2 separate regions of the Mus musculus genome follow, and region 1 is linked to region 2. Evidence: chromatin loops called from intact Hi-C (ENCODE). Cell type or tissue: heart. All regions are shown on one strand. Each heading gives the region's core, and the rest is flanking DNA. Links, peaks and the distances in the headings are about the cores only.

Region 1 (14,958 bases), core at 1-8,000, 250 kb after region 2:
GAGCACTCTGCAAATACTAAGCAGCCATCTTCAATAGCCTGTGCAAGCAGAAGGCACCGGGCGCCATGGGAAGGAGGAACAGAGGGGAGGCATGAAGGCCTCACTACCGCTGGCAGCAGTGACAGAGCACTCACCTGTGTTTCTGCCTGTGGATAACACACTCTGTGCCTAGCCACCTGTCCAACATCTCCTACTCTCAATTCGCAATGTCCTCTAGAGGGACACAGGAAGTGAGCCAAAGGGGCTCTGGAATCACGTGGCCTGTCTGTCACCTGGTACCATTATTTGCAATATCAGAGACTAAACACCTCCTTGCCAGACAGCTCTGGACACATTCTAGATGCTGTGGTGAGTACCTGCCAGGTCTCCTTTCAAGTCCTTCACCAACAACTTTAGGGGCAACCACAGATGTGTTCTCTCTCCACGGAGGACTGAAGGGGAGAGAAAGAGCCCCGAGGTCACCAAGAGCTTAGGGGCACAGGCTTCAGGGCACACTCCTGTTCTCCTAGGTCTCTACAGAAATCCTTCAGTGCCCAGGAGAATAAGTGCAGGTGTCAACTGCCAACTCAGATTGTGCTAAACATGACAGTTTGAGATAACAGATTTCAACAGAGCAGGGTTTGTTCTGGGAAATACTTAAGATAAGAAAGGCCCAAGCCAGAGCCACATAAATATGAGAATGGCCTTTGGATCCACTGAACAGTAGATCTTTTGTTAGCCTATCTGTCATAAGGAAAACCGCTATTTCCCCGCAAAGTCAGAGAAGAGAAAAAAACTTCACCATACGTTTTTGAGGAAGTGGCAGGTGTCCTCAACCTAAGACACAAGATTGAGGACGCCCTCCCTCCAGACACAAGCTGGGGACCCCCACCCCCACCCCAACCCCCACGACCTTTTCCAGCTGCTCATTCAATTAGAAAAGATTGAGGAGCAGGAAGACAAGCATAAAGTACCTTCTAGCTAATTGTCAACCATGGCAACACAGCCAGTCCAACCAGAGACTAGGGTCGGGACTAGGAGAAGCCACTAGGTGCTATTTCATGGAGGCAGGAAGAAACTACTGGGGAGGACCCAATACAAGGCCTGCATGTCCAACTCACAGGTGACTGATTACCCCTAAGCACCCTCTGTCCTGTTAGATCACCCAGGCAGGAAGCCAGCAGGAAGCATAGCCAAGTGGAGGCCAGGCAGAAGGTCTAGTGCTTCCCATATTCTACACACAAGTCTACAAGGCAAGGCACGGAAGGTACTGAGGTCACTGTCACAGGAGGACTGGAGTGAGAGTCAGAAGCTTCCTGGGGAAGCTGTCCAACATGACAGGCATCACATGGGATGTCATCACTTCTGTAGGTGTTGTAAGGGATCCTGCAGTTAGGCAGGATCCCTTACAACAGGTGACCAGACACCTCCAGAAGTTAGGATCCACCCAGCAGCCTAGGCTGGGACTGATAACACTAGGGTTAGCACCTACCAAGTCCTCAGGTGACTTGCTTCAGGAGCCTCTGACATCCTGACTCAGGCAGTTCTGCCCTCAACATCCTGCACCCCTCTTCAGGCCCTCACCTGCCCCTGCCAGTCAGCTTTCACTTTCACCACACCTTGCCCCATCTTCTAGGCACCAGTCACTCTTTAAAGACAACTGCAGTTCACTAAGCCAACCACAGCATTAGCTGTGCATTTTTACTGTGGCACTTTTGGAACTGTTCTTCCTTTCAAATTCCGGGGACAACTGCAGCACTCTCTGTTGGTTTGGTTAATAGAAGAGCCAGCTTATAACACGTGATGTGGCTTGTACAAGTTAGCTACCAGATTGAAAGCCAGAACTGATATAAGCAAAAAAGCTGCCAACAAGTCTTGCCAGGGTCACCTGCAGGTCCACCAACAAGCATTAAGAAATGGAAAATCCTCTCCTCTATTGAGTGGCAAAAAATAAAAATAAAACCCCCACAAAAAACCAGTGTATAAACTGTCTTTTCACTGTCTTGTCTCACTTTTGGCTAGTGCTTGTCAAGGACTTAAGGAAACTGAGATGGCTCAAAGTTTAAAAGCACAGACTGCATCAGGGTGTTGTGGGTGCTCGCCTTTAATACCAGCCCTCAGAAGGCAGAAGCAAGCGGATCTTTCTGAGTTCAAGGCCAACCTGGTCTATAGAGTGAGTTCTAGGACAGCCAAGACTACACAGAGAATCCCTGGCTTGAAAAACTATAAATAAAGAGGCAAACAAAGAAAACCCCACACACTGCTCTTTCAGTCTGGAGTGTCATTCCCAGCTCCCTCCACCTCTGATTCCAGCTGCAGGGAATCCAAAACCTCTGCCTTCCAAGGGAAACTGCACTCACCTGCACACACCCACGCCCATGTAATTCAAAACAAATTAAGTATTAAGAAGAAAGAAAAAGAAAACTTACGACCCAAGAGAACAATGTCATTAGATTCTACATAAGGACCAAAGCAGAGGTCAATGGATTCAAGGCCAGCCTGGACAACGTCATGAAACTGTCTCAAAAAAATAAAAAAATATAAGTCAAAGTGCCCCAACAATGAGGAAAGAGAGGGTAAACATTTTAAAATAGTCATCTGCAATTGCGTACTTGGAAAAAGGGCTTCTTTGCAAATCTGTTTAAGAAGAACACAGCAGTGTTCAACATCAGACCTAAAACCAAAGGTGCAGGAAAAAGAGTAACAATTTGTTGTCTTGCCCTGAGAGATCTGTAATTAGAGGTTAGTTCAACAGTTGTAAGCCAGTGAAGCCAAATGTAAGCCAGTGCTGGGAAGGCCACTTAAATTCCATTTACAGGAGCTGCTCCAAGGGGTCTGAGTTCTACAAAGGTGAGTAACTAAACATATATGGGAAGATTTCCTGAAAGCTATGGCTAGTGACCCAGAAGCCCAGCAAGAAGACGCTTTGTAAACTTTCTGCTGTTGCAGAGCAGTCCCCAGAGTGGGTATCTAAGTTTCTCAGCCCAATGCCCACCATATGGTCGGCTACCTAGCAAACGAGGCTGAGGTTTGACAGGAATGGGGACCTTCCTGAGTGGAGAGGGTAGCCTCTGAAATGCAATTGCTGGGTATGGGGAAAGTCAAACTGATCGGGTAGTGGCTAGGATAAGTGGTTGGGGACATGTTGAAGTCGGTGTTCTGAGCTGGCGACCTCAGGAAAGCCATCGGCCCCATCTGTGGGGCTTCGCCCACGTAGCTGTTGCGTCGGAGGAACGTCCACCGGCGCGCGGGGCCCTCACCTCGCACGTCCGCCGCCAGCGCTCGCCAGGTGGGTGCGTAGCCGATGCAGTGGCCGCACCACGACGAGTGGAACTGCACCAGCCACGCGGCTGAGCTGTTGCCCGTGGCCGACCGCACGCTGCCGCTGTCCAGCAACCACACGGCGTCTGAGCCCTCGCGGTAGAGCCGCGCCCCGCCGCCCTCCCGGGGCCCCACTGCCGCCACCACCGCCAGCAGGAAGAGCAGCCGCGGCAGCCGCGCGGCTCGAAGAGACGGTGGCTGCCGCGCATAAGCTCCTGGATCCCGCGCCACAGCCCGGGCGGCAGCCATGTTGGGAGTGCCGCCGGCGCGTTGACCTTTCACCCTGGCAACCGGCGTCACGTGCTTGCGCGCGCCGGTCCCGCCCTAGGCACTAGCCCCGCCCCCGAATCCGCTAATCTTCCCAGGCACTACTCTTCGTTCTCGCCCCGCCCTCGTAATTTGACCCCCCTCCCCAGCACTGGTCATTCCAGGTCCCGCACAGCTCGCTTTTTTGCTCCGCCCCCGAACATTGTTCCCGCCCCAGAATGTAGGCCCCGCCTCATTCCTTAAGTCTGCTCCGCCCCTGTGCTCCTGGCCCCGCCCCTGCCTCTGGTCATTGGCCCTATCCCAATTAAAAAAAACTCTTAAAAATCTTAAAACCCGCAAGCAATTTTCACCTAGTGAAAGTCCTGGGCCTAAGTAGCCAGATTTAGCAAGGGGAAATAGCCCGTGCCATGTTGAATGTTGAGTAAACACCAGGCCAAGATTTTCAGTCTGAAATGCAGATTTAATAGGACAAAAACAGATCGAAAAAATATTTGCTATATGCCTGTATTTCTTATGTAGCATGAATCCTAGATTTTACATGCAACCTATGATTTTACCTGTCAACTTCAAACATCCACGATGATCCCTTGACCTTTTTATAACCCACATGATACAGTAGAACCACCTGGTAAAGTTGGCTGGCTTCCTGCTAAGATGGTAGAAAGGAGAGGTAGACCTGACTCTTCTTTTTTAGACAGGGTTCTAAGGCTGGCATGGAGTTCACTATGTGCCTGAATCTGTCCTCCTGCCTCCCTGGACTGGGATTACACATGTGCACCACCATGTCTGGCTTCTCCAATCACTCAGTCTACTTTCCTATGCTAATGTTCTGCTTTCTCCAAACACTAGAGAGAATATGTAATCTCTTCTACTTCCTGTTTGTCTACCTGATCTCTCACTGTACGGTTTTTCCTACTTCACTCCCTGTCAACTGGTCTCTTGTTCTTCCTCTTGACCTATTTAATATTGTTTACAATAAACCAGGCGTGGTGGCGCATACCTTTAATCCCACCACTTGGGAGGCAGAGGCAGGCAGATTTCTGAGTTCGAGGCCAGCCTGGTCTACAGAGTGAGTTCCAGGACATCCAGGGCTATACAGAGAAACCCTGTCTTGAAAAGCCTATCTATATCTATATCTATATCTATATCTATATCTATATCTATATCTAATCTATACTGTTTACAATAAACAGAAAGCTCATGGATTAAAGGTGTGTGCTAAGGGCTGAGCCACACCACAACTAGAAACCGGTTTTATTCTCAGTAAATAACACAGTCTTGGGGTTTACATTGTGATCAAATATCCTGCAACAGGGAGACATGGTTGGGAGACAAATACAGAGAAGCTATTTGATTTTTAATGGTCACCAGAGGATGAATAAGCAGGACAAGGGACCAGAGAGACTGGTAGGGAAACTGCCTGGGGGTAGGGTGGGGGGAGGCAGTCATGAGAGTAGGACTGGCTTCTTCTTCTTCTTCTTCTTCTTCTTCTTCTTCTTCTTCTTCTTCTTCTTCTTCTTCTTCTTCTTTGTCGTCGTCGTCGTCGTCGTTGTTTAAATTTTGAGACAGAGTTTCTCTGTGTAACCCTGGCTGTCCTGGAACTCACTCTGTAGACCAGGCTGGCCTCGAACTCAGAAATCCGCCTGCCTCTGCCTCCTGAGTGCTGGGATTAAAGGCGTGTGCCACCATGCCCAGCAGGACTGGCTTCTTGACCCTCAGTTTGTATGTGGAAAGGATCTGGACAAGGCCAGCCTGGGATGGGAGAGCTTGATCTTCAGGTCCCAACTCTACACAGAAGGCAAGAAAGTCTGAGGCAGGATGGATAAGGAAACTTCAGGGGATATGAGAGAGTCTGGAGATTGGCTGACGCTTGTCTCTAGCTGATAGTCAAGAATTCCAATGCAGTTAACATTTGCTGACACAGAGACAACATTTTAAAATAAGGATGTTAAAGTAGCAGCAAGCCATGTTTGTGTCTTTTCGATCTAAACCTGCAGGTTTCTAGGAATTTCACAAGGAACTCATTTACAGGAAAAGTAGTTCCTTAAACTCCTTGTGGCCCAAGGTTTTATTTTACCAGATTGTAATTCCATCCAGATGGCTTCAGAACCATCCTATAATCTCACTTATTGGAAAGGGGAAAAGAGGAAGAGGAAGGGAGAGTCCCTTAGATATCTGTTGAGCAAAAAACTCTGATAGCCTCTGAAATCCTATACATGGCTATTTCAAAGCCACTTAGATATGACTCTCCTTTGAGAAGTCAACACCCAGGATTGGGTGTGCCTTATTTTTTCCCTAAGCATCTCTCTATTAACTACTATGCTGAAGTTTTTGTTGCTTTCTTCCTAATGAACTCTGACTTCACTACCATCTGGCCCATCCTGAAATTCTTATCTGTGGCAAAGTCAAGGATCTGGTGTTACCTGGATGGGGATCTTTGAAAGTTGAGGAGACTCTGCAGGTTGCTGGGGACTACATGAGCTATGTCTACTGCTGAACTATGTCTCACTGATGACAAGTCCACTGTAGTCCCAGCCCATGCAGCCAGTCCTGGGGCAGGGCTCAGACAGCAGGCAAGATGAGAATACACTTTCCAGGGAGTTTATGGTTCCCAACCATTTGTAAGAGCCCCAGTGGCCTTTGTATATGTTTTATGAGAGTGGCTGTCATGGTAGAGCAGGAGAGCATGGGGCCCCAGGGACTTGGGAAATTCATGTGACAGTTTGGCATGTGGAAAGCTGAAAGCATGGTCTAAAGAGACTGGTTTGCAAAGCACTGACAGAGACAGATCACAGGAAAATCAAAAGTGTGCTTTAACTGAGAAATAACTATTTTCTATGAAAAATAATAACTTCTCCCGAGGCTCATGTCAAGATTTATTGGTCCAAGTAGTTATGAGGAATCAGAACCAGGGCAGGTACAGCCTGAGACCTTGGAGGGAGGGACCTGGGACTGAAGCCTTACTACGATCAATGTGTTTGAATGCCAAAGCACCCTGCTCGAACACATGGGCAAATAAAACGTGTCCAGCACTTTCTGCAGATACACTTTCTCTCCGCCCACAAGAGCAATTTTACAACTTGGCTCCTGCAGCTGCAGCCCATCTTCAGACAGCCTGGCCTGATTCTCATTAGTTTCCCATCGCCAGCTTCCCTTCAAGGACACTGTGCCAAGGCTAACGCATGCTGCACCTGCTCTGTAGCCAGGGAAGGCGGGTCGGGGGAAATCCTGGCTATACTGTGTGTGTAGCCCTACTGTGCCCACATTTCAGCACCAATCCCCATGAAATAGACTGGGCGGGGGCAAGGGAGGTGTGCTGTGGAACTTGAGGCAATTTTGCAAGGTTTTAATGGGGGATATTTATTGTCATGCCAAATATGTGTGTATAAAATGCATAGTTTCTCTCATTCAGCCACAAATCCAATGGAGTTATCAACGAATAGAAAAGGAAAAAAAAGTTTTTAAAAATTAGATTAATTTATTCCAGAACAAGAGAGCAGGAAATAGGAAAGCCATAGGTCAGAAATGTGTCTTGAGATTATATACACAAAAGACTTCATTTTCCCTGACTGAGCCAAATCTCTTCTGTGCACTGGGCGGGCCAGGAAACTTGGTGCAGGCTATTAGCTGGCAGATCCCTGGAGCCATGTGTTAGCTTACTGAGCGGTCCATTGGAGCTAAGAGGCTGGGATGCCCCTGAGGCAAGTTAGACTGTGGGTCTGCAAGGGGCTGTTGGGAAGGTAGCCTACTTCACAGAGGGGCACAAAGGAATTATAAGTGGCCTGGGAACCAGCACCAAAACAGGCAGCAGTGGCGGGACAAATATGGTGACCTGGCCCCAGGGGGTTTTCCCATTCCTTGTGTTGTTAAATTTGGGTTTCCCAGGGGCCATAAGCTAGCCAGAGGAGATCCATACTTCTGTGCATCTAAGCATAGGCAGGAGAAGCCAAGACCTAGATGGATCAGCCCTGGACTCACATGTCTCCAAGGTTAGCAAGATGCTCATCTGTCAGGAATCCATACCCATAGGGGCCCTCTGATTCAAAAAATAACTAGTTGCACACTTTCTTGAATATACTAAAAAATCACTAATATGTACATTTTTTTCCAAGTCAGGGTTTCTCTGTGTAGCTCTGGTTGTCCTGGAACTAGCTCTATAAACCAGGCTGGCCTTGAACTCACATAGATCTGCCCACCTCTGCCTCCCCAGTGCTGGGATTAAAGGTAGGCATCATTATGCCCAGCTAATATGTGCATTTTAAAAGAAAACTTTATGGTATGTAAATTATGTCACTAAAACTCGACGAGAAGAGGCTGGAGAGATGGCTCAGCAGCGACGGGCACTTGCTGCCCTGGCAGGGGACCAGGCTTTGATTCCCAGCACCCACATGGTGGCCCAGAGCTGTTTGTTCCAAGGATTCAACACCCTTTTCTGACCTCTACAGGCACCAAGGCACATCCATAGTGTACATATATCCATGCAGGCAAAACAGGCACACACACAAACTTTTTAAATATATTTTTTTAAGTTTTAAAAAGCGATTAGATGGGCTAGGGTGGGAGACTCAGTGCTGAAGGCACATTCTACCCCAACACTGGAAAAATGAGTGTTAAAATGTAAGGTAACTGCACTGTAGTGCGGCCCTGTGCTACTCAGGACTAAGAAAGGAAGACTCAAAGTTCAAGGTTGCTTGGGCCAGAGTGAGCTTAAGGGCAGCCTGGGAGTCTTAGTGAGATCCTGTATCCCGAGCTTTTGTCCCCACCGGAAAGAACACGCTCAGGACAACCGGAATCTTCTGCGGCAAAAGCTTTATTGCTTACTTCTTCAGGAGCAAGCGAGAAAAATGGCAAAACCCCGTCCCTTTTAAGGAGAATTATCCTCCGCCTAGGACGTGTCGCTCCCTGATTGGCTGCAGCCCATTGGCCGAGTTGTCGTCACGGGGAAGGCAGAGCACATGGAGTGGAAAACTACCCTGGCACATGCGCAGATTATTTGTTTACTACTTAGAACACAGGATGTCAGCGCCATCTTGTAATGGCGAATGTGAGGGCGGCTCCCCACAATCCTGTCCCTCCCGGTCTTAGTTTCTCTCTCCAGGTGTTGATAAAAACTAAAAGGAGGTATTGAGATGGCTTAGTGAGTAAAGGGGCATGCTGCCAAGCCTGGTGACCTGAGTTTAATCCACAAGACTCTTACAGTGAAAGGAGGCCCTGGCCAAGTTAGTGGGAAGAAAGATAGCCAAGCACCTGCTGCAGGCGTCACTACTATGGGTGAATGTGTGATGGAGAGATGGGTGAGATGGTGTGTGTGGTGGAGATGGAAGAGAAGTGAAGCTGGGAGAGAAAGACAGACCTGGAAACTCGACAGTGGTGAGAACAGGCAGAGTGGGCCACGGTGTCGTCCTGGCCTGGGTTGCTGCCAAGGGGTCATGTCTGGGTCCGTGGTCCTGCTGCAGAACATGTGGATATCTGAGGGCTGGGTTGCCACAGGGGACATGCTCACCTGAGTGGCCTGTGCTGCCATCTGAAACCATGGGGTACATCCGGGCCCATGCTGCTGCCAGCTGTGGCGTTGGGTGAGCTAGGCAGGGCAGTGCTGGAGAACTCACCCTAGTGATAGTGGCACAGGAGACATGCCAGGCTGACCAACTCAGCTACTTCCCAGATCCAGATCCAGGGATTAGAGTTGGCCTGCCCAACATCTACCCCATCTATGAACTGCTGGAGGGCATGAAGGGGCTGGCCTGACAGATCCAAAGCTGCAGGACCTCCATGACACAAGGCAACCACAGGATATCTGAGAAGAGTCCCCATGAGGATCCAGTATTGATAGAGTGGTGGGAGTCAGATGCTTCAATCAGTGCTGGGAGACTGAATCTTGGTATACACAGAAGTATAAAAAATATCATTTTCCGCCGGACGGTGGTGGCACACGCCTTTAATCTCAGCACTTGGGAGGCAGAGGCAGGCAGATTTCTGAGTTCAAGGCCAGCCTGGTCTACAGAGTAAGTTCCAAGACAGCCAGGCCTACACAGAGATACCCTGTCTCATTAAAAAAAAAAATCATTCTCCAAAGAATTTCTTCAAATTTTAGGTCATTTATTTAAGTGTTTTTTAATTAAAAAAAACTGATATATAAGGCAAATGTGTACATATTACCGGGCTACAGTGTGTGAAGTTTTCACCTGCTTTTATGTAAGTAATTTCTCCAATCTCCAAACTAAACATCACCTCCTATGACACAGCCTTTTCATGGAGCATAAACCTTGGCACAGATTATTCATAAACATGATTTTGCTTTGTTTCCCAGACAGGGTTTCCCTGTATAGCTCTGGCTATCCTGGAACACACACTCTCTTTGTAGACCAGGCTAGCCTTGAACTCACAGAGATCTGCCTACCTCTGCCTCCTGAGCACTGGGATTAAAAGCGTGCACCACCACCGCCTGACAGTAAGCATAGTTTTTATGGGTTAAAAATAAGACAAGAGCAAAGCTGAGAGGTGAGGGGGTGAGGAGGAGAGAGAGCAGGTGGGGTGAGTACAGGCAAAGCCATGCATGAGAAACAATGGGACCCAGAAGATGAAGAGTGAGCACCATCAACAAACAGGGGACTGTGAGGAAGTGAAGAGTGGGTGACAGGTGAGTAGGTACACACACCCATGTATATACATGCACACATACACATGTGCACATGCGTGCTGATTTAAGACAACCTCTGGGAGTTCCCACCATGTATGTGAGCCTCACTCCATTTCATCCTGCTCAAACCAGATTCAAAAATCAGATTTTGAAATCTGCTGCCTCTGAAAAGACTGCCTTCTGGGTTTGCGTAAAAAGCCACTCCCTTTGGAGAGCAAGGCCGTTCATGTCTATAATCCCATACTTGTGAGGCTGAGGCAGAAAGAGTTCAAAGCTAACCTGGGTTATAGAGCAAACCCCAGTCATACATAAGTATACACACACAGTGCCACTTCCCTGGGGACAGCGAGAGAACCCTGTACAAGTAAATGCATAAGGATGCTCCTGCCTGCACGAGGCATCCAGTCAGAGGCTAGCACAAGATCCTAGAATTCCTCAAGACAGCCCATCCATTTGATTGCTCTGGGCCCCACCGAGCCTCCGTGGAGCTAAGGTAGAGAAGGTTTCATCACTGTCTAAGCCTGGGTACCAGTACCCAGCAGCTACAACCAAGACGGCACTGTGGCTCCTGGGCAGCCAGCAGTGAGTGGCAGGCAGCCTGCTGTCCCTCACGATCTGCTGAGGGAGGTAAAGGTGGTGCCTCTGACAGAAGTCACTGCTTTTAGTGGCCTGTCCTCACCCTTATACATGCCCCCAAATTGTTCTATTCTCCTGGGGAACTAACTATGGGAGTCCATTCCAGGGCCACTCCACTCCCTATAGAGATCCTGCACCCCAGTCCCCTGGTGAGCCCACCCCTGAGCTGGATGAGGTCATGGGCATTGCAAGCTGGTCTCAGTCCCACCATTAAGCAGGAAATCCTGACTGGTTGGATCAACAAGTCCCTGGATGTCTGTCCTGCGGGAAGAAGGTGTTCTTGTAGAGAATGGTCACACTTTCTTGTAAGAACCACCTGTGTCACCTGCCCACACTTTCAATAACCACCCTGGTCATTCTGTCCCAGAAGGCCCCCAGGGAATAAAGGAGGCAGTCTAGGCCTTGGTGTAGTCAGCCAGGCCTGCAAGAGACAAGACTTTTTTTTTTGAGGCTCCAGTCACTGTTTTCCTGAGAAAATCAGTGTCCAAGCAAATACTATGATAGCAAAAGTAAGATAAAATAATAAATCACAGGACAAAGAAAGAACCTCAGCCCCGGGAACAAGGTGTAGGCTTTGTCAAGAGTGACTAGTTATCTGCTTTCCATCTCCACAGGATGAACAAATGTCCCTCAGCCACAAACAATCTGAAGACATAGGTTTTTTTGGTTTGGTTTGGTTTGGTTTGGTTGTTTTGTTTTGTTTTGTTTTTTGAGACAGGGTTTCTCTGTAGCCCTGGCTGTCCTGGAACTCACTCTGTAGACAGGCTGGCCTCGAACTCAGAAATCTGCCTGCCTCGAGTGCTGGGATTAAAGGCGTGCGCCACCACACCCGGCTCGGGACTGAAGACATATATCAGTTGGTAAAGTGTTTGCCTTGCAAGTATGGGGACCAACATTCAATCCCCAGAACCTATGTTGTTGTTTTTTTTTTTTTAAACAATAACAATTAAACCAAACCAACCAATCAAACAAACAAACAAAAAATCCAAAAAACAAAAGCCAAACCAAACCCTGGATACATAGAGTTCAGCAGAAAAGCACTTGTCCTGCTTGGATCCCTAGAGTCACTGGAGAAGAACCAACTCCCAAAGGCCGTCCTCTAACCTCCACACAGGGACCATGGCACCCACCCACCTACCCACCCACATGCACACACAGTGAACACTGGGCATTTGCAAGCTGAGGCAAAGCCCAGGATAGCTCCTCTCAGCAGCCAATCACCTTTCCCTTAGAGACGTCTGAAACCACTTTTTCCCCTTGGCCTCACTGACTCCCACACACTACCTCATACTAGCTGGAGCCTCTGGCCTCCTGTCCTTTCCTTGGTCAGCCACTGGATACCATCCTACATAGCCTTTGATGCATGCCTCCAGCACTGGGGTTTGAGCCTTTTAAGAGCCCGACAGAAGTTGTGGAAAAATCAGGGAATTACTCTGCCAGGGGAAATTCAGACAGAGCCAGCCCATGATTGGTATGGTGAGAACTCAAGACTATTGACTGTTGCAGATGACCATTCTGCCAGCCAGCTGAGATGTGACAGTCCACAATGGGAAGCCCAGGTCCCTCAAATCAGACAGACAGAAAGAAGACCAACAGATACGGAGGCAGGCAGAGACAGATAGACAGACACACACACAGTGGCATATCAGATGCCCATGAGTTTCTATCATCTTTCAGAGCACACATCTAGGGACTGTCTTCAGGGACCAGCCCTGACAGTTCAGCGAGAGAATCACACAAAATCTTCCTGCTGAGCTGGGTGGACACTACATCCACTGGCCCAGCATCTCCTGTCCCTAAAAGATCAGCACAGACACTTTCAGAGACAGGGTCAAAAGCCAAGTCTCTCCTAGGGTGCTGCTGTGTATCCAACAAATCCTGAAGCTTGGGCTGGTCCTCTGTCCAGCAGCTCTGGCCTGCCTTCTCCTCCTCACTAGTGTGCTTGAGGGACTCAGCCTGGTCACTGGGTATCAAGGGCACTGGGCCTGGGGGTGAGCTTTCAGAAGGTGCAGAACAGGAGGGTAAAGATGTGGCTACCCTTCTGTCTAAGATGTGTTCTATCCCTTGCTGGTACTCTGTACTCTCAAAACACTGTACCCCTTCCCAGGGTCCACCTTGACTGTCTGAGGCCTGAAGACCTTCTCTGGCCACACAAGCCACTGGGGATGAACTCAGGGCCTGAGCTGACAGTCTTGGGGACCTCCCGGGGGCGCTGACTACCCAATTACTCAAGGGAGATGCTGAATTTGAGTCATCCAGGCCTCCATCTTGCCCAGGTGCTCCCAGGCAGTGCTCTGACTCCTGAGGCCCCAGGGAAAGGGCTTCCCCCAGAGCCTCCTCAGATAAGAAGGACATGTCCTCAGCAGTAACGGATGTATCCTCTCCTAGGGTGTCCAGTGAGTCACCTGAAATCATGGCCTCCTCAGGCGGGGTAGGGAAGTCTTGTGAGCTGAAGTTGGGCTCATTGATATCACTCTTTGCTTGGGGAGGGGGAGGAGGCGGGAGGAGGTGGGTGACCCTGTGGATGGAGGATGTAAGGTCCCCACTGCCATAAGACAGCTCCTCATCCACAGGAGACAGTATTTCAGCCAAGAAGCCACCTACACACGAGGGACTGGCTACCTCTGTGACATGGGGAGCTCTGCCCTCGGAAGAAACCTGCAGGGTAGTAGCAACCTTAGGACCAGGTGAGGCCTGTAGGGGCTTCGTCTCCATGGATGGGCTTGTATCAGCATTCTGGGGTTCCTCCTGACAGCCAGCTGAGGCCTCAGCAGGCATGTCTATTTTACTGAGACCTGCCCCATCAGAGGAGGATGTGCCCAAAGGAACGGACAGTGACAGACTCAAATCACTGGTAGACGGACTCTGGGGTGGGGACACTGTGAAGGTGGCCACAAGGGACATCTGCCTGGTTTTCCCTGTATTAGACATCTCACTCAGACTCCTATGGGTTCTGGAAGCTCCTTGTTCCCCGTCAGGGCCTGAGGGGGTGTGACTGGTATGAGGCCCTGCACTGCCTTCCAGGTCCAGTGAATCATTTGCAGGCAAGGAACTTCCTGAGTCTGGCTCAACACGAGGGTGAGGCTCTACAGTGTTCTCACTCTTCTCTTCCCAGATTTGGCTGGAGGACTCTGACAGCTCTGACCCCAACCTTGGAGAAGGAGCATGTGGGAATGGCAGTGGCCAGTTGGCCTGAAGGGAGCTGTAGTCTGGCTCTGAGCCTGCTGCTACAGCTACCTCCTCAGAGAAGCCACTACGGAGTCTAACCTCACCACCTTCCAGTCTCTGCAGGATCACTTGTCCTACATTCCCAGGACCCCCCTCCAGCTGAGGAAGGCCCTGGTGGAGGTCACAGAAGGAAGGCAGGCCTGGTTCCTCCCAGGAATCATGAGCAGAAAGCTCCCTAGACCAACTGGGAGCTGCATGCAGCGGGGTATCTTCAGCTTCTGAGGTGGACAGGCATGTGGAACTGTCAGAAAGCTGGACTAGGGTGGCTGTGGCTTTCTGAAACTCCTGGAGAGATGAACAGGAAAGGCTGCTTGCTGGGCTCACTGAGTGGGTGAGGAATAAGGCAGGGCCTTCAGTAGACCCTGAGTGGTTACTAGAAGCAGTCTCAGAACACAGGTCCAAGATGGCAGCAGACTGGCATGGAGGGCTGTCTAGGTGCCAGGCAGGCTGTGTTTCAGCCTCACAGGCCACAGGAGCTGCTGAGATGGATTGAATTAAGGAGTGGCTCACAGTTACCACACCCTACATGGTAGACCATTCAAGAAGCAGTGTTACACCTCTGTAGAGAGCAAGGGCAGTCCCAAAAAAGGGTATTCCAACTGACGACATTAAAAAGCAACGGTATCAACGTGCTAAGTCCTTTGGCAAATCTCAGTTAACTGTTTAGCGTCTTCCCCACTGGTGGGTCACATGTGTCTGGACTCAGCCTACAACCCCTCAGCTGCTCTTGGATCTGGTGGGTGGCACTATTTGGCTTGCTTTCAAGTTTTAGACTCAGCCTGCAGCCCTGGGGGGAGGGGTCACTAGGATTCCCCCATCCCACCCCAGTCAGTGTACAGGGCAGGGCAATGTGCCATCAGAAAAGCCTCACTTTGGATAGACTCTAA
Region 2 (15,501 bases), core at 1-8,000:
GGTCCCTGTGTGTGCCACTGTCCTTGAGAGATAAAAACTGGTATTCCCCCACTTTCCCCTGAAACCAAAGCCTAGATAGATACCTCTGAGCTTGCTCAGAGCACAAACAGAATGCAAATCGACCCAAAACCAAAGCCAGGACTGTTGCAGCCCTGGGCTAGCACACTACCCTGGAAAATAAATGCTCCTTTAAGCAGCACTTTGACGTTCTCTATCAATTTTATGCAGGTCTCACACAAATGCTACCATACACTCTTGGAGCTAAGCAGACTTTGCTCCTCTTTGCAGACACATTTAAGTGAACAATTTTCAGCACGCCTAATAAGTTACTCCTAAAAAACAACAAAAAGACTGTTAATGTCACGAAAGAGTTGCCAGAAAGAGAGAAGGAACCTAAAAATAGAAGCACAAGACAGCCCCAAATCTTGGTTGTGGCATGAGTGCAGAATAAATCTTGAGAAAATGTTTCTTCATAACCATAAACCCAAAGCCTGCTAGGGTGAGCTCCACAGCTTGCCACTCACTACAGATAGCAGCCTGGCACAGGGACACAGACTTCCGGGGCAAGTGACAATGGAGTCTCCAGTGGCTAGCCCCACAATTCCACCACACTTTCAACTCCTATACAGAAGAAAAGCTGGTTTCACTTCGTGACTTAACCAAACAGTGCATAACACATAAAACATGCAAGACCCTTTCCCTATGGCCACCCAGACAAACTAAGTTGTCAGTGAAGCATCCAGATGCAAAGAAAGCAGCATGACCAGGACCAGCATCAGAATTTTACTGGGGTAGACGGGGTGTCCCTGTGTACCTTGCCAAAATGTGTACCTTGCCAAAACTCCCTCTTCACCCATGTTCCTGGAAGACCCAACTCCAGGCTGGCAGAAGTAAATTCACACCAGACTACGAACAGCACAAGCACCCCTCCAGCTTAGACAGCTTGCTCATATGAATTAGGGCCTCCCAAATTCTGAAGCTGAGTATAGAAACCTCATTTACCCCAGCAAATGGAAAGAAACTAGACCTCCTAACACTCACGTCATATGCATGCTGCTAGCAGAGGCATGCCCTCAGGTCATGGGGTCACCTAGGCTCAGACCCACGCTGGGCCTCAGTCTTGCTCTTCCAGTCTTCAAATGAGCACTCTTAATAATTCTAAAACCTTAAAGCCCATTTTCTCCATTATTTGATGAGGCAACCAGATCTCACAAGTAATCTGGTACTAGAATAAAACTAAACCAGTCAGGTGCCAACACTGAGAGAGAAAAACTTATCTCTAGATACCTTACCCCCAAGCTGAATGCTAAGGCTACACAAAACTCAACACGCTCACCCTGTTAAGGAAACAGAATCTAAGTAAACTATCTCCACATGCCAGCCTTAAAAAAAGAAGGCAGCTCAGCAAGAGTACTTGCCTAGCAAAATCCTGAGTTCCACCCCCAGCACGAGGGTTAAAACAATACATATACACAGGAGGTCCACCCCCAGCACACAGGTTAAAACATACATATACACAGGCGTGAAAACTTGTAGAAAGAAGAGGAACTATGCCCAAGAATGCACCATGACAAGTGGTGGGCTAGCCTTGGCGAAATACTACCAATGGAGAAAATGCTGGGAGTTAAGATGAACCTAAGAACAACTAGAGGGTTGGAGAGATGGCCCAGTGGTTAAGAGCAGTGGCTGCTCTTCCAGAGGACCCAGGTTAAATTCCAAGCACCCATGTGGCAGCTTGCAAGTGTCTGTAACTCCTTATCCAGGGGATCTGACATCTGTCACACAGAAATACATGTAGTCAAAAAAAAAAAAAAAAACAATGCACATAAAATAAAAAATTGTGAAATATAAAAAATGAGCACACGCCTTTAATTCCAGCACTCAGGAGACAGAGGCAAATGGATCTCTGGGAGTTCAAAGTCAGACTGGTCTACATAGGAAACTCCATAGCAGATACTGTCTCATTAAAAAAAAGAAAGAAAAAAAAAAAAAAACCTGAATGCTAATAGCTTAGAGTAATGCCAAGCAAACAATAAGAAACATAAGGTGGGAGATGGGCAAAGTGTGGAGCTAGCAAAGAGAATGGCCAGTGGCCAGACACTCATTCGCTGCTCTAGGTAGGTAGCAGACACCTTTTCTCAATTGCACTTTTTTTGGGGGAGAAAGGGGGGTTCAAGACAGGGTTTCTCTGTGTTGCCTCCCGGGTGTTGGTATTAAAAGCTTGGGCAGCTACCACCCAACTTCTTCAATTGCACTTTTTTAAGTAAGGTAAAGCCCTGCACTGAATAGAAACAGTGACCAAGAATTATAACACTGAAAACTATAAAAGAATTTCTTCCTCACTGCTAGTTTTATACCACAGAAGTAAATTTAAAATAAAGCAGTTTATTTAATCCCAAGACTCACAAAACAGTTTGTTCTTATGACTAGTTGGAGGCCACTGTCACCGAGCACACCTGCTTAGCAAGTTTTCCAAAGTGGTCACCTAACCCTTTCCTGAAAGGGTTATCTCAGTAACCCAAGTCTTCAGGTAATGTTTTTGCCAGCACAAGGGTAATTTATGCTTCATTTATCATAGTTTTATGCCTAAAACAAGACACCTGCCCTGATACTAGAGCCTCCCAACCAACTCATTACCAGCACTATTTGGTCTGCAATGTTCCCAGAGCACCAAATCAGAGAATCCTAATCCTACTAAGCATATTAGGCTTCATAAACAAGGTTACCTTGCTCTTTACAACAGGAATTAACCAAAGGAGATGATGGTTTCTATACAATCTGTATTACACATAATGTATCTTTGGAGTATCCAATAACTTCTGTTCTGTTAAGTACCAAATTTCATAATATATAAACCAGATTGGCTGGAACTCTAGTTTGAGACTAAGTCTCAAACTATCCAGCCTTCTAGTCACCCTGATGCAGTAAGGAACAGCTAAGCAGTGGTTATTTAGGTAAGAGTCTTTCTTGGACTTAGAGGACCAGTCCAATTGCCAGAGAATAACACTGCACATGATAGGCACCCTCCACCCACCGAGACTCAGAGAGCATGGATGACACGCGAACACAGTCCCATGCCTGGACCGACCCTGGGCTACCTCAGCGCTCGCTCACCTGGGCCGCCGCCAGAACAGCAAGACTTGAACTGACACCACGCGAAGGCGCGCCTTGGCCCTGTCACCGGCCTCATTCTCAATCTTGGCTCTGTCTCCATTCCTTGTCCCTAGACCTTACAACCTCCTCCCGTGCGTCTCATCCCCCCAAGACCCGTCAGATCCCCTCTGGTCCCAACCTGCCCCGTCTGTCCAACGTCCGAAACTCTCTGCTCTCATCCCCCAGCATGTCAGTCCCTTTTCTGACCCCTCTGGTCTCATACCTGGTCGTTTCCGTCGGTCTCCCTCTGGTCCCATTCTGCGGCCGTCGCGTTCCCCTCTGGTCCCATCCCCCGTCGTAGTCCGACCCCAGTTCTGGTCCCATACCCCGGCTCCTATACCCGTCCGACACCTCCCGGTCGCATCCGAAACCAGTGCGTTCCCCGTCGGCTCCCCTCTAGTACCATCCTGGAACCGGATTCATTCCCCGTCCGTCTCCCTGTAATCCCATCCCCCGACCCCGGACCCCGCCGCGCCCGCCCACCTAGGCCATAGGCCTTCGCACAGATCCACTGCAGGTTGGCGGCGATCTTGGCCCGCGCCGCGTCGTAGCGGTCCAGCGGCACCAGGTCGGCGCCCTCCGGGGGCGCCTCCATCCTCCTCCAGCCTTCGGCGGCACAGCGACCGCCCGCGTCCACCATCTGCAGACAAAGGCCGCGGCAGCCCGGCCGCAACAAAGACGCCGCCGCCCTCCCGCGCCGCCCGCCCGGGCGCACGGCCCTTACTTCACGGCCGCCGCCGCCACCCAGGCTGCTGCATGCTGCGGGCGCCGAGCCGAGGCCGAGAAGGCGCCGAGCGGGCCGGGCAGGCGGCGGCGGGCAAGCGCCGGCCGAGGAAGGCGCGGGGCAGGCGCGGGGCAAGCGCGGTGCGAGCACGGGCCGGGGGCGGTGGCGGAGGCGCGTGCGCGGCCCAGGAGAAGCGGCAGCTGAGGCGGCGGCCAACGGGTGGGAGCTAACGCGCCGCCGCCGCGTCACGCAGGCGCACTTACCGCCCCCCGCAGCCCCACCTTTCTCCGCAAGCGCAGTAGGCACCGCCCGTAACACCGCCCGCTCGCCCCGCCCTCCTCCTGAAGGCTCCGTACCTGTCCCCTTCTTCAGATGCTCTGGGTACACCCTCAGCCCCGCCCCCAGCCCTGGTCCTGCAGAGTAGGCACGCCCCTCTAACCTAGCCCAGTCCGTGTCCTTAGTAGCTATGGACACACCCTCGGCCCCGCCTCTACTTCGTCCTCAAGGCTGCATACACGCTAGTCCATCCGGCCCCTCCCCGCCCACCCCCCGGCACAGTGGACACGCCCCTGTCCGGATCCCGCGCAGGCGCAGTATTCTCTTCTGAGGGCTAGCCTGTTTCCTAGCAACTTGAGAGACTAATCTCTGGCCTTGATTGAGCCTCAGTCCTGTGTGCAGAGACGTTCGCCTCTACCTCTGGCAAGGCCAGCTCTCTGAGAACTGAGCGCCCTTAGAGTCTGCACCGGTGCTGCATCTGTGGACTGAGATGCCAAGACGTCTCCGCCCGGACTGGCAGAAAGTGGGCGTCGCAGAGTGTGTGCGGCTCGAGAACTGCGCCTGAGATTAGCCCAGAGAAACAATCCCCGCAGCTCTCGGGAGTCCGGAGCAACCGCGAGCTCCGCCTCCTCCTCCTCCTCGGTGGGCACTATCAGATCTCTCAACCAGTTTTGGCATCTAAGGGAAATGGATGCCAGCCTAGGACCATCGTCGCGTGTGACCTGCATTTTAGTGCTTGAAAGGAGCAATAGTATATTTTTGAAAACTGGGTGCGGAAGGAGAAAGATGTCACTGAAGAGCGGACTGTGTGCGCACCAGCCCCTGGGAAGGCTCAGGAACCCTCCGGCCCGGGCGTGGGTGACCTTACTAACCATCATCTGCAAACTTCAAGGTGTTTAACTTCTGTCATTGCCAGAGCCGCCCTATGTATGAAGAAGGCAGTGTGTAGAGTGGATGTTGTACAGGTAGCTGTCCCTCAAGTCCAAGTGCATGTATGATGTAGTCAGAAAGAGCCGCGGATGAGCCTGGGCATGGTATCCCATGATTGTAATCCCTGCAGTGGGGAGACTGGAGGCAGGAGGATCTAGATGAAATTCAAGGCCGGCTTCAGCTACTGGAGATGAGACCCTGTCTCAAAAAACAAAACAAACAAAAAATGGATAGTGGCCTCATGTGGCAAGTATCTTGAACCCAGCACTTGGGAGGCAGAGGCAAGTGCATCTCAGTGACTTCAGAGCCACCCTGTTTCTAATCGAGTTCCAGGTCAGCCAAAACCACATAGTGAGACCCTGTTTAAAATAAAATGAAATAAAAATTGGTTAGGGCTGGGTACCCATGGAGAGACCGAAGAGAATGACATTTGGGCAGAAAGGAGTAAAAAGTGAGCCTAGTGTCTGTCCGAGGAGCAGTAGACTGGGCTGCTATGGTAGGCTGATCTAAACCCCGGTGTGTAAAACCAGCAAGGCTCAGACTTGGGGCCAAAGGTGGTGGGACAGCAGAACTTGGCCGGACTGGGATGGGGCCGGGGGGGGGGGGGTGGAATGCCAGGTAGGTAACAGGACAAACCTGAGAATATAGGAGAGAGAAGAAAGGGGGCCAGGGATGGTGGTCTGATGTTCTGGCTTTGTATTCTGCAGCTCTGAGGAATCCATTTGCTAGTTGAATGGTTTCAGACATGTTATCTGTGGGTAAAGAGCATTCTTACCTCCTTCCTGCCTTGTCTAGAGCCCCAGTGCCCTGTGGAATAGCAGGGGAAAGCAGACCCCTTGTCTTGTGATCTGGTGGAAGCATCCAGTTTGCACTGACTGTGATGCTGTTCGGTTTGATGGGTGTCTCTTATCAAGCTCAGAAAATCCATCCATTGTACATCTGTGTGGTGCTTTGTTTTGTATCTGGTGGTCATGTAGAGGCTTTTAGTCTGTCTGTCGTTTATAACATTGTCTGGTGTTCAGATACTGTTCCTCCCCTGTAGTCTGGAAGAAATTCCACTTGGCATGGAGCATAGTCCTTTTTATACATACATACATACTACCTAGCTTTGTTTACTGTGTCTTGAGTGTTCATGGCACGTTGTAGTCTGCAGTTTGCATGTGGTGTCTGTGTGGCTTTAGAAGCAGATTGCTAGTGGGCAAGTAAAATAACTTGGGAGTGTTTCTTTTATGTTCTTGCTTTGGTTTGACTTAATTATTTGAGCCACAGTCTTACTGCCATGCTGGTCTGGAATTCATTCTGTATGCCGTCACACTGACCTCCAACTTCTGGATTCTTCCTGCTTAGCCTTCCACAGTGTTAAGATTGTAGATGTGCACTGCCATGCTTGGCCCTTCTCACAGTTTGGGGAAGAGATGGTTTCTAAGTATCTGATAGACCTACCTTGACCTTGCCTCAGTAGCTGGCTCGGGGTGAGGAGAATGAGGTGAGTGCACGTGCCATGTGCACTTGTGGCAGTTAGAGGATAGCTTTCCAGAGTCCACTCTCCTCTTCCTCAGCGGATTCCAGGGACTGTAGTAAGTATGTCAGTTTCTTTTAAAAACACACACACGCACACATACACACACAGAGAGAGAGAGAGAGAGAGAGAGAGAGAGAGAGAGAGAGAGAGAGAGAGGGAGGGAGAGAGAGAGAGAGAGGTTATGGGAATATGTTCTTGTTTTAACCCCAAGTGTGGGATGTAGGGTTACTTCAGATGTCCACAGCAGCTGACTGATTTACCTCGTGCTTTAGCAGGGGTGTGATTGTGCCAGCAGCAGACAGTTTCTGGGATTGTGTGATGTTTGGAATTCTGGGGACTTTTCCGAGGCTGTATAAATGCCAGCGCCCCAAGAGTCTGTGTGGGCTGTTGGTTGGATTCTGTTGGTTATAGTTTGTTAAGCAGCATGTGCAAAGAAGAAAGAAGAAAAAATTAGATATCCTGACAGTAAAGATCAAAGCTGTCCCAAGCAGGTCTACACCCAAATCATCAGGAAGTAGTCTAATGACATCGTTGCCCCTTTCCAACCTGACTTCATCTGGGATTTCTTTCATTCTCCCCGCTATCTAGTGTTAAAAGGTTAGAATGGTGGAAGAAGAAGGGTAGAAGAAAAAAGAACCCACAAAGTAGCTAGCCAAAGTCCAGCTACAAGGGACCAAGCGTGGTGACTCTGCGGTGGCCTTTCAGACAGACTTAGTTCATTGCTAGAGGCCTGCTTAGGTCACCTGTTTCTTGAGTCAGGTTCCATACTTTGTGTCTTTCTAGGAATCTGTCCATTTTAATCCAAGCCCAGGGGTTTGGGCCTAACCAAGGCGAGAGGCAGAGGAGAGAAGGAACCTGGAGGGCTCGGGGATCTGGAGAAGGACTCCTGGTTTCCATGATGACTTACTATCCCTGACAGACACTTTTGTGAAACAAAGGACTAAAGGGATGGGCATCCTCGGAGGGTAGAATCCATCATGACAGGGACGGGATGGAAGCAGGAGTGTGAGGTGGCCAAAAGGAATGCCTGTGCTCAGCTGGTGACCTCATTTCTATTCAGTCTGGATCACCACCCTGTAGGACGGTGCCACCCACATTCAGGACGGGTTGTCTCACTTCAGTTCAGCCTCTCTGGAAATGCCCTCATAGACATGTCCAGGAGTTTTCCTCACACATGACTCTAAATCCCCCAAAGTTGATACTCAAAATTAGCCCCTTTTAGAAAGTTTGAGGTAAAGTGAACAGAAGAGTAGGGAAGGCATGGGATGCTGCTACTATAAAGGCAAACAGAGGCCCTCGGAGGCATGAGACACAGTTACTGTAGCAGAGAGACAAGGCCCAGGGAGGCAGTGCCATAAAGGAAAGCAGAAGCCCCAGGCATGGAGTGCTGTTGTACGGTGCTGGTCTTTGAGCAGAATTGCTGCCAGGTTTATCAGATCAACTGTGGAAGGAGGGAGTAAGAACGGTCATTGGGCCCTTGCCTGAGATTCCAGCTGCTCCCTGTGGCATGTCCCGGCCATTTGTAATAAAGCTTTGATTGCAGGTGCCCTAGCTGAAAGTGGAGACTTCCATCTTTGCACCTATGGGGAAGCCAACTATGATGGGTAAAGACCATCTGGTGCAAAGTCAGGCATAGTATCTCATGCTTTAATCCAAGCACTCTGAGTTAGGGGCCAACCTAGTCTACATAGCAGGTTCCATGACAGCTAGGTGTACCTTAAAAAAAATTCTAGAGCCAGGCATGGTGGCGCACACCTTTGATCCCAGCACTCGGGAGGCAGAGACAGGCGGATTTCTGAGTTCGAGGCCAGCCTGGTCTACAAAGTGAGTTCCAGGACAGCCAGGGCTATACAGAGAAACCCTGTCTCGAAAAACAAAATAAAACAAAACAAACAAAAAAATTCTGACGCAGCTGCTCTAGAGTCCCACACTTTTATAAGGAGCACTTTACCCATGTTCTGTAAGTAAGGCCAAATAAATTCATTGGTTCTGCACAGTGAACTTTGATTTGTCTTTGGGGCCTTACCCTTATGAAGAGGGGATTGGTATTGTCTCCCCAGGGAAAGAATTCTCACAATAGGTGCAGTTTTAGGAGGGAATCTGACACTAGGGAGCTACAGAAGGTACAGATAGCCGAGCTCTGGATGTCAAACTCACAAATTCACCTGCCTCTGAATCCCCAGTGCTGGGATTGATGGCGTGTGCCACCACGCCCAGCTATGCGAGGTCTATTTTAAGACTGGCAAGATTTCATCATTGGAACGCTCACTGATATACTGGAGCAATGGGAAGACCTGGTGCTGGATAGGACAGCAGAGTGCTGGTGTCATACAATTGGGCAGAAGCCTAGCAGAGAGGGCCTTCCTCCTTCCTCAGCATCAGGAAAGAAAGCAGGAGGTGTAGGGGCAGGAAGGTTGACCGGGGTGGGTACCAGCTACTTCTGCACTGGTGGCAGAGCAGGGGTACTATGGGTTAGATGCAGAAAAAGCCGGGACAATTGTCTGGACTGTATCCCCCCCGGACAGGAGCTGAAACACGAGCAAGGGCTTGGGCAGAGCTACTGAGTTGGACCAGGATAGAACCATCAAAGGATATGCTGGGGTCATTAGTGACACTGGTCCACATGGCTAGCAGGCAGGTGGAGGGTCCAGTAACACAAGGTGCCCTGGGCTTAAGGCACAGCCCGGGGTCACTTGAGACCAGCAGCAGACTGCACGGAGGAAGACAGACTTGAGCGTGGAGGAACAGTAGCCATCCTGGGCTGGGTAGAGCTGACTGCTGAGAGGCTAGTGAGCTTAGCCCTTGGCTTAGGCGCTGAGTTTGTTTTCATTTTTCAGGATCTTCCCTCAAAGCCATTTGATCAGGCTTCTGCACAGAGCTGCTGTCTTAACACGGGAAGGAGCGCTGCACCCGAAGGCAGGCTGTCCTAGCACCTAGAACCAACTCTACTCTTCTCTCTATTGGAGAAGCTATCAAAATTCTAAGGAGCCATGAGGAACAGCTTCCTCTTCTGTCCATCCTTGAATCCTCAGTCAGGATCCAATGAAAGTACAAATCAAACAGTGGGAAATGGCTTACCCCCACCCCCACCCCCACCCCAACTAGCTCGCAACCACAGCAGGAGGAAGTCACCCTGCCCTGAACGCTCCAGTGTCTCCCAGAGGAAGGCAAGCCAGGGCCAGCTTCCCTAACCTGTCTTCTCACAAATTCTGGTTCAAACTGGTCCTCCACCCCCATCCAGACATACAACAGGTATGAACATGAACAGGTATGCCCTAAGTCACTATTGTTGGGCATGGGCTCATCACAAATACCCAGGAGATAATGATGCAGCTAGGAGATGCGTGGTTCTGAGGACTGCTCCCAGTCTGTGGTGATAGTGAGTGGGATCCATGTCCCCAAAGAGAACAGTCACAGGCTTGATGTGTATGGCCCGCTAAACTCACCATTTCCTTCTCTCTTCCTGGCCCTTGCATCAGAGTTCATACTCAAGTGTCCACACAGACAGTAGGGAAATCAAAAGTGCCCTGGCCCAGTGTGGGTCGTGGAAAGACCACTGATCATCCCAACAGGAAGTTCTGGAAAAGATATCAAGACGGCACCACAGGAAGCTGGAAAGAGGCCACCTGGAGGGGCTCCTGAGGGCCCTGAGCAGGGAGGCATTTGTAACAGTTTACCTGTGACCTGGGACAGCTGTCTATCCCCATCCCAAGAGCTGAGAGTCTAAAGTGTCCTCACATATACTATATACACACAACTCTAGCAGCACCCAGTTGGAATTATGGCAGAAGCTCCTGTTACTAAGAGGCTGGGTGGCCCACTGAAAGTGCCCCCCATCCCCTTCCTGGACTCACTCCTGTTAAGTGTGAGCAGAGCTCAGAGGTGAACTGAGAAGGAGGCTGTTCCAGACCTCAGTGCAGACCCCCTGAGGTCTCCAACCAAAACTTTATCCCTTTGTGACATGGCTATGCAAAACCAGGTAGAAGCTAGATGTGTGTGTGTGTGTGTGTGTGTGTGTGTGTGTGTTTTTTTTTTTTTTTTTTTTTTTTTTTTTTGTAAACCTGTGACTTCAGCACTTAGGAGACTGAGGCAGGAGGATGGCAAGTTTAAGCCAGCCTCTGCTACATAGTAAAACCCAGTGTCAAAAAAAAAAAAAAAAAAAAAAAAAAAAGCAGACACCAGAATGGCAGTATGGACACAGAACTCAGAAATGTCCCCATCACCTGTCCTGAGGACTGTTCCCTGTTCACAAGTGTTTCCTGGGTAGAATTTGAGCATTACCGTTGAAGATTATACAGCCATTTGCTTCCTGTGAGGATACAGTGAGCCTGAGTCAAATTGTCAAGATGGGTTCAGTGAAAGACCTTCTCTCAAAAGATAAGGTGGGAAGGCTAGAGAGATGCTCAGTGGTTAAGAGCTATACTGCCTTAGTTTCATGGCAACTTGACACAAGCTAAATTCATCCAAAAAAACGGGAGCCTCAATTGAGAAAACGCCCCCATTTTCTTCTGTAAGATATTTTCTCAATTAGTGATGGGTCAGGGGACAATCCATTGTGGGGGAGGCCACCTCTGGGCTGGTGGTCCCACGTGCTATAAGAAAGCAGGCAGAGCAAGCCAGCAATAGCAAGTCTGTAAGCAGCACCCCTCTAAGGCCTGTACAACCACTCCCGCTTCCAGGTTCCTGCCCTGCTTGACTTCTGTCAGTGATGCATAAGCAATGTGAAAGTGTAAGCCAAATAAACCCATTCTTCCCCAGGTTGCTTTGGTCATGGAGTTCAACCACAGCAGCAGTAACCTAACTAAAACAAGAGCAATGGCTCAAGCGACCTGGATTCAGTGCCCAACACCCACATGGCAGCTCACAACTATCTTGGACTCCGGTTCCATTGCGGACTTTTGGCCTCCACAGGCACCAGCCACACATGAAGAATGCATACATAGAGCAAGACATCCATACACATATAAAGTAAAAAAGTAATGAATGTTTTTCAAAACTAAAGTGAAGAATGATTAAGGAAAGCACCCCTCACTGGCCTTGTGCATATATACATGCACTGACAGAAACTTAGGTGGGAGCATTTCCTGTGCTATTTTGACTGATTTGTTTTGTTTTGAGGCAGGATCTCTTTTTTTTTTTTTTTTTTTTTTTTTTTTGGTTTTTCAAGACAGGGTTTCTCTTTATAGCTCTGGCTGTCCTGGAGCTCACTTTGTAGACCAGGCTGGCCTCGAACTCAGAAATCCACCTGCCTCTGCCTCCTGAGTGCTGAGGATCTCTCTTATGTAGCCCTGTCTATCCTAGAATGGGACATGAATACCAGGCTGGCCTCAAACTCACAGAGATCCACCTATCCCTGCCTCCCAAGTACCGAGAATAAAGGTCTGAGCCACTATACCAGGCCCTATTTTGACAGTTTTGTTTAAAAAAAAAAAAACGGGGCTGGCATAAGCTAGAAAGATGGGTCCATGGTTAAAAGCACCCACCGCTTCTGCAGAGCACCCAGGTCAGTTTCCAGAACCCACATAACAACTCAGAACTGCCTCTAACTCCAGTTCCAGGAGATCCAACTGCCTCAGCCTCTACACAGCATACACTTACACACACACACACACACACACACACACACACACACACTTACACACATGCACTCACACACACGCACACACACACACACACACACACTTACACACGCACGCACACACACACGCACACACACACTTACACACATGCACTCACACACACGCACACACACACACACACACACACAAAATACATTTTTAGCCGGGCACTGGTAGTACACACCTTTAATCCCAGCATTTGGGAGGCAGAGACAGGCGAATTTCTGAGTTCGAGGCCAGCCTGGTCTACAGAGTGAGTTCCAACGAAGCCAGGGCTACACAGAGAAACCCTGCCTTGAAAAAAAAATTTTTTTAGAAAAACAGGGCTAGGAATATAAGTCAGTGTAGCACACTTGCCTAGTGTGTGGAAGGCCCTAAATTCCATCTTTGTAATGACAAAGAGGAAAAGAAATTTAAAACAGTGAACTGACTTTTAATTTGCTAAGTGTGGTGACATACACCTGTTATCACAGCACTACTGGATAGACTGAGGTTAAGGGATTGAGGGTTTAAGGCCAGCCTGTGCCATATAACAAGGCATTCCCTCAGAAGAGGTTGGCTTTTATCAGATTATCCAAAGGGTGACTAGCACAAGTCTTGACATGAGGTGGTGTGGGTGTGGGTGATACCCTCTACCTTCACCCCCTACCCCTCACTATCTGAGGCAGTCAGGAGAGCTGGCCTTGAGGGCATTAGAGCAGGAGAGCTAGCCCTGTCCCCTCACTGGCTGTAGCAGAAGCCAGAGAAGAAAACATACTTTTGACTCCAAAGCAGATCTGGAGCAGAAAAAGGGCTGCAGCCTAATGGGCATGGAGTGGAAACGCCCTGAACCAGACAAGATGTGCAAATGTGCTTTTAAAAAGGGAAACAACAGCCGGGTAGTAGTGGCTCGCACCTTCGATCCCAGCACTCTGGAGGCAGAGGGAAGGGGATCTCTGAGTTCGAGGCCAGCCTGGTCTACAGAGTGAGTTCCAGGACAGCCAGGGCTACACAGAGAAACCCTGCCTCAAAAAAACAAAACAAAATACAAAGAAAGTAACTGGTGCCAGCACTGGTACCAAAGCCAAGATTGGCCACATTTTGACAATATGCCAAGGTTGACTTCCTTTTCTCCCCTACTCCTGCTGAGCTCCTCATAGCTATGCAGATGCTAAAACTGATCGCTTCAGCAGCAGTTTACAGTTAAGGAAGGTATGCTGGATAGTTTGGTGGCCACTGAAGTGTGGCTGTTTATATCCAAGAGATAACAGGCAAATGTGGCATCACTGGCTATAATGGATTTATTTGGATTCATATTTGAAGGTTCTTAAGCACATATGATGAGACTGCAATCCAAATAAAGGAAGAGCTATGAATAAAAAGCAAAACTCCTAAAAATCAGCATTGCCCCCCCCACACACACACCAGATCTTCACCTGGGTAATTGGGGAATGTTTTAATTGAGGTGCTAATGGGACTCTACAATGGAAAGTGTATGAAAGGGACTAGAGTATCTCTACCCTAGCTTCTCAGCCAGCACTGGGCACCAGCAGAGCCCAGCACAAGGGCGAGGCTGCCTAGCTGCTCCCCCAAGGAGAAAATGCTACTTAAACTTAGTGCCTCTCAAAGACTAAACAGTGGGAGTGTTTGTTAGTTGGGTAGAGCCGAGCACTGAGTGGTCACAAACTGTAATGGCAGCTAAGGTTTGTGAGCTGTCCAGGAGTTCCAAGCTTGTGCCCAGCCTGATCTTCCTTAATATAGCCCTCTGTTCCTAAGTCCTGCAAGATGCAGCTCACAAGCTCCCAGGGGATGCCCACTTGTACTCTGCTTAGGCATCTCCTGCACACTAACTGACTAAAGCTCCTTGCATAGCCATTAGGCCTCTGGAGACAAGCAAGCTTTCCCAGGCTTTTGTGCATCCAGGGTTCCTAAGCTCCTGAGACAGCATAGCCCTATCCCAGCTCTGGACCGACTGCAAAGCACCTGCATGCCTGCCCTCCTGGAACATATATTTGTCTCCAACTCCCCACTCCACCCAGTAGACAACATGCTACCAGCAACTACACAATGGACTGATTCTGGCCTGGATTCTGTCTCATTTATTAGTCAGGATCTGTGGACCACACAGCCCAAACCAAGGATGTAGGCTATGTTTTCACCCATACCAGCTCAGGATTCCAGCTTTGCAGGGAATGAAAACAGTGGTCTGGATGGTGGCAAGTAGAAAAACTCCATGCTACCCAAGTCCAAGTCTGAGGTCTCCCAAGGCCACAGTGCCTCTGGCCACACTGCTCTGAGTGGTCTTCACACATTTCAAATCCAACTGTTTCTGGGACATAAGCACTGTTCACACTCTCATCATTCTGGGACCTTCTGAATTCCAGAGATAATAAGTGTTGCAGAACATGCCCAAGGCTTGACTTTGTGTGGCCCAGAGGCAATTTTGTCTTCACACATTGGAGATATGTCCACATTTCTTTGGGATCCACATTAAAATGGGTGTGAAGGGAGATGGGACTAGGCCCAGCAGAGTCTCAGGTCTGAGCAGGTGCCCAACAGCAGTTTCCAGACTCTTGCCCAGGTAAAGAAACTGAGTCATAGCCTCAAGGTAGAATTAAAAAACCCTCACAGGCAGCCCCTTAGTTCCAAAAGATCTTCCATAAGCTGGATAAAACCAAACATCAAGACCATGCCTGGGAAGAGGTTCTGAGCATCCAGGGAGATAGCCACTGTGACCAGGAGTCTCCAGTGAAGTCCATGGAATACGGCTGCTCCTCCAGAAAAAACCTAGGTATTCTCCACACGGTCAGCGTTGGGGGTGGGGAGACCAGACACATGGCATCACACGTTCTTGTTTGTTTCTTTTCTTTTATTATTGGTATGAGCTGGACTATTTGCGGCCTTAAACATCATGCACTGGACAGGAAAGGAAGTACGAGAAAAAGGACACAAGAGAGAAGCAGGAGTAGCGGCAAGATTCCGTAATAAAAATTGTAATTCATTCAATAGGTTATGTTTTGGCATTATGAAATCAAATACCCCTTCTCACCCTCCAAAGTTGTAATCTAAGTAAGAGGGTCGCCGTGGGACCCAGCTAGGTGTTCTGCATTCCCTCACAGGCTGTGACAGGCAGCGTGTGGGTGTAATTCTTGTAAATGGTCTCAACTTTTTACTTTCTTTAAATAATCTCCTTTGCTTCTTAGAAATTCCGGTTCACTGAGGTGACATATGTGCCATGGCAGGTCCCTTCCCAGCAATTGGGATCTGGGTTATCCATGACATGAATGAAGTTTCCTCTG

Evidence for each region. Peaks named below come from ENCODE experiments on the same cell type or tissue, not always from the same donor. Only the 100,000 strongest peaks of a DNase experiment are listed, where the experiment ranks them.
Region 1: a loop joins it to region 2, with 4 times the contacts of the local background. A loop is called at or near these places in 2 of 42 quality-filtered maps.

The regions. Positions count from the first base shown.
Region 1 is chr2:26,233,804-26,248,761 of GRCm38, forward strand. It overlaps Qsox2 (quiescin Q6 sulfhydryl oxidase 2), which reads right to left and starts at 3,596. Exons shown (of 12, transcript NM_001302956.1): 1 at 3,240-3,596. The coding sequence starts at 3,549. It also overlaps a transcript of Ccdc187 not described here. In heart, for the core only: a CTCF peak has its summit at 3,305; DNase peaks (open chromatin) are centred at 1,158 and 3,678; H3K4me3 peaks cover 1,710 bases; H3K27ac peaks cover 1,328 bases.
Region 2 is chr2:25,979,146-25,994,646 of GRCm38, forward strand. Camsap1 (calmodulin regulated spectrin-associated protein 1) reads right to left here and starts at 4,137. Exons shown (of 18, transcript NM_001372499.1): 1 at 3,637-4,137. The coding sequence starts at 3,793. In heart, for the core only: no CTCF peak of the experiment used is centred there; DNase peaks (open chromatin) are centred at 3,156, 3,436 and 4,286; H3K4me3 peaks cover 2,860 bases; H3K27ac peaks cover 2,194 bases.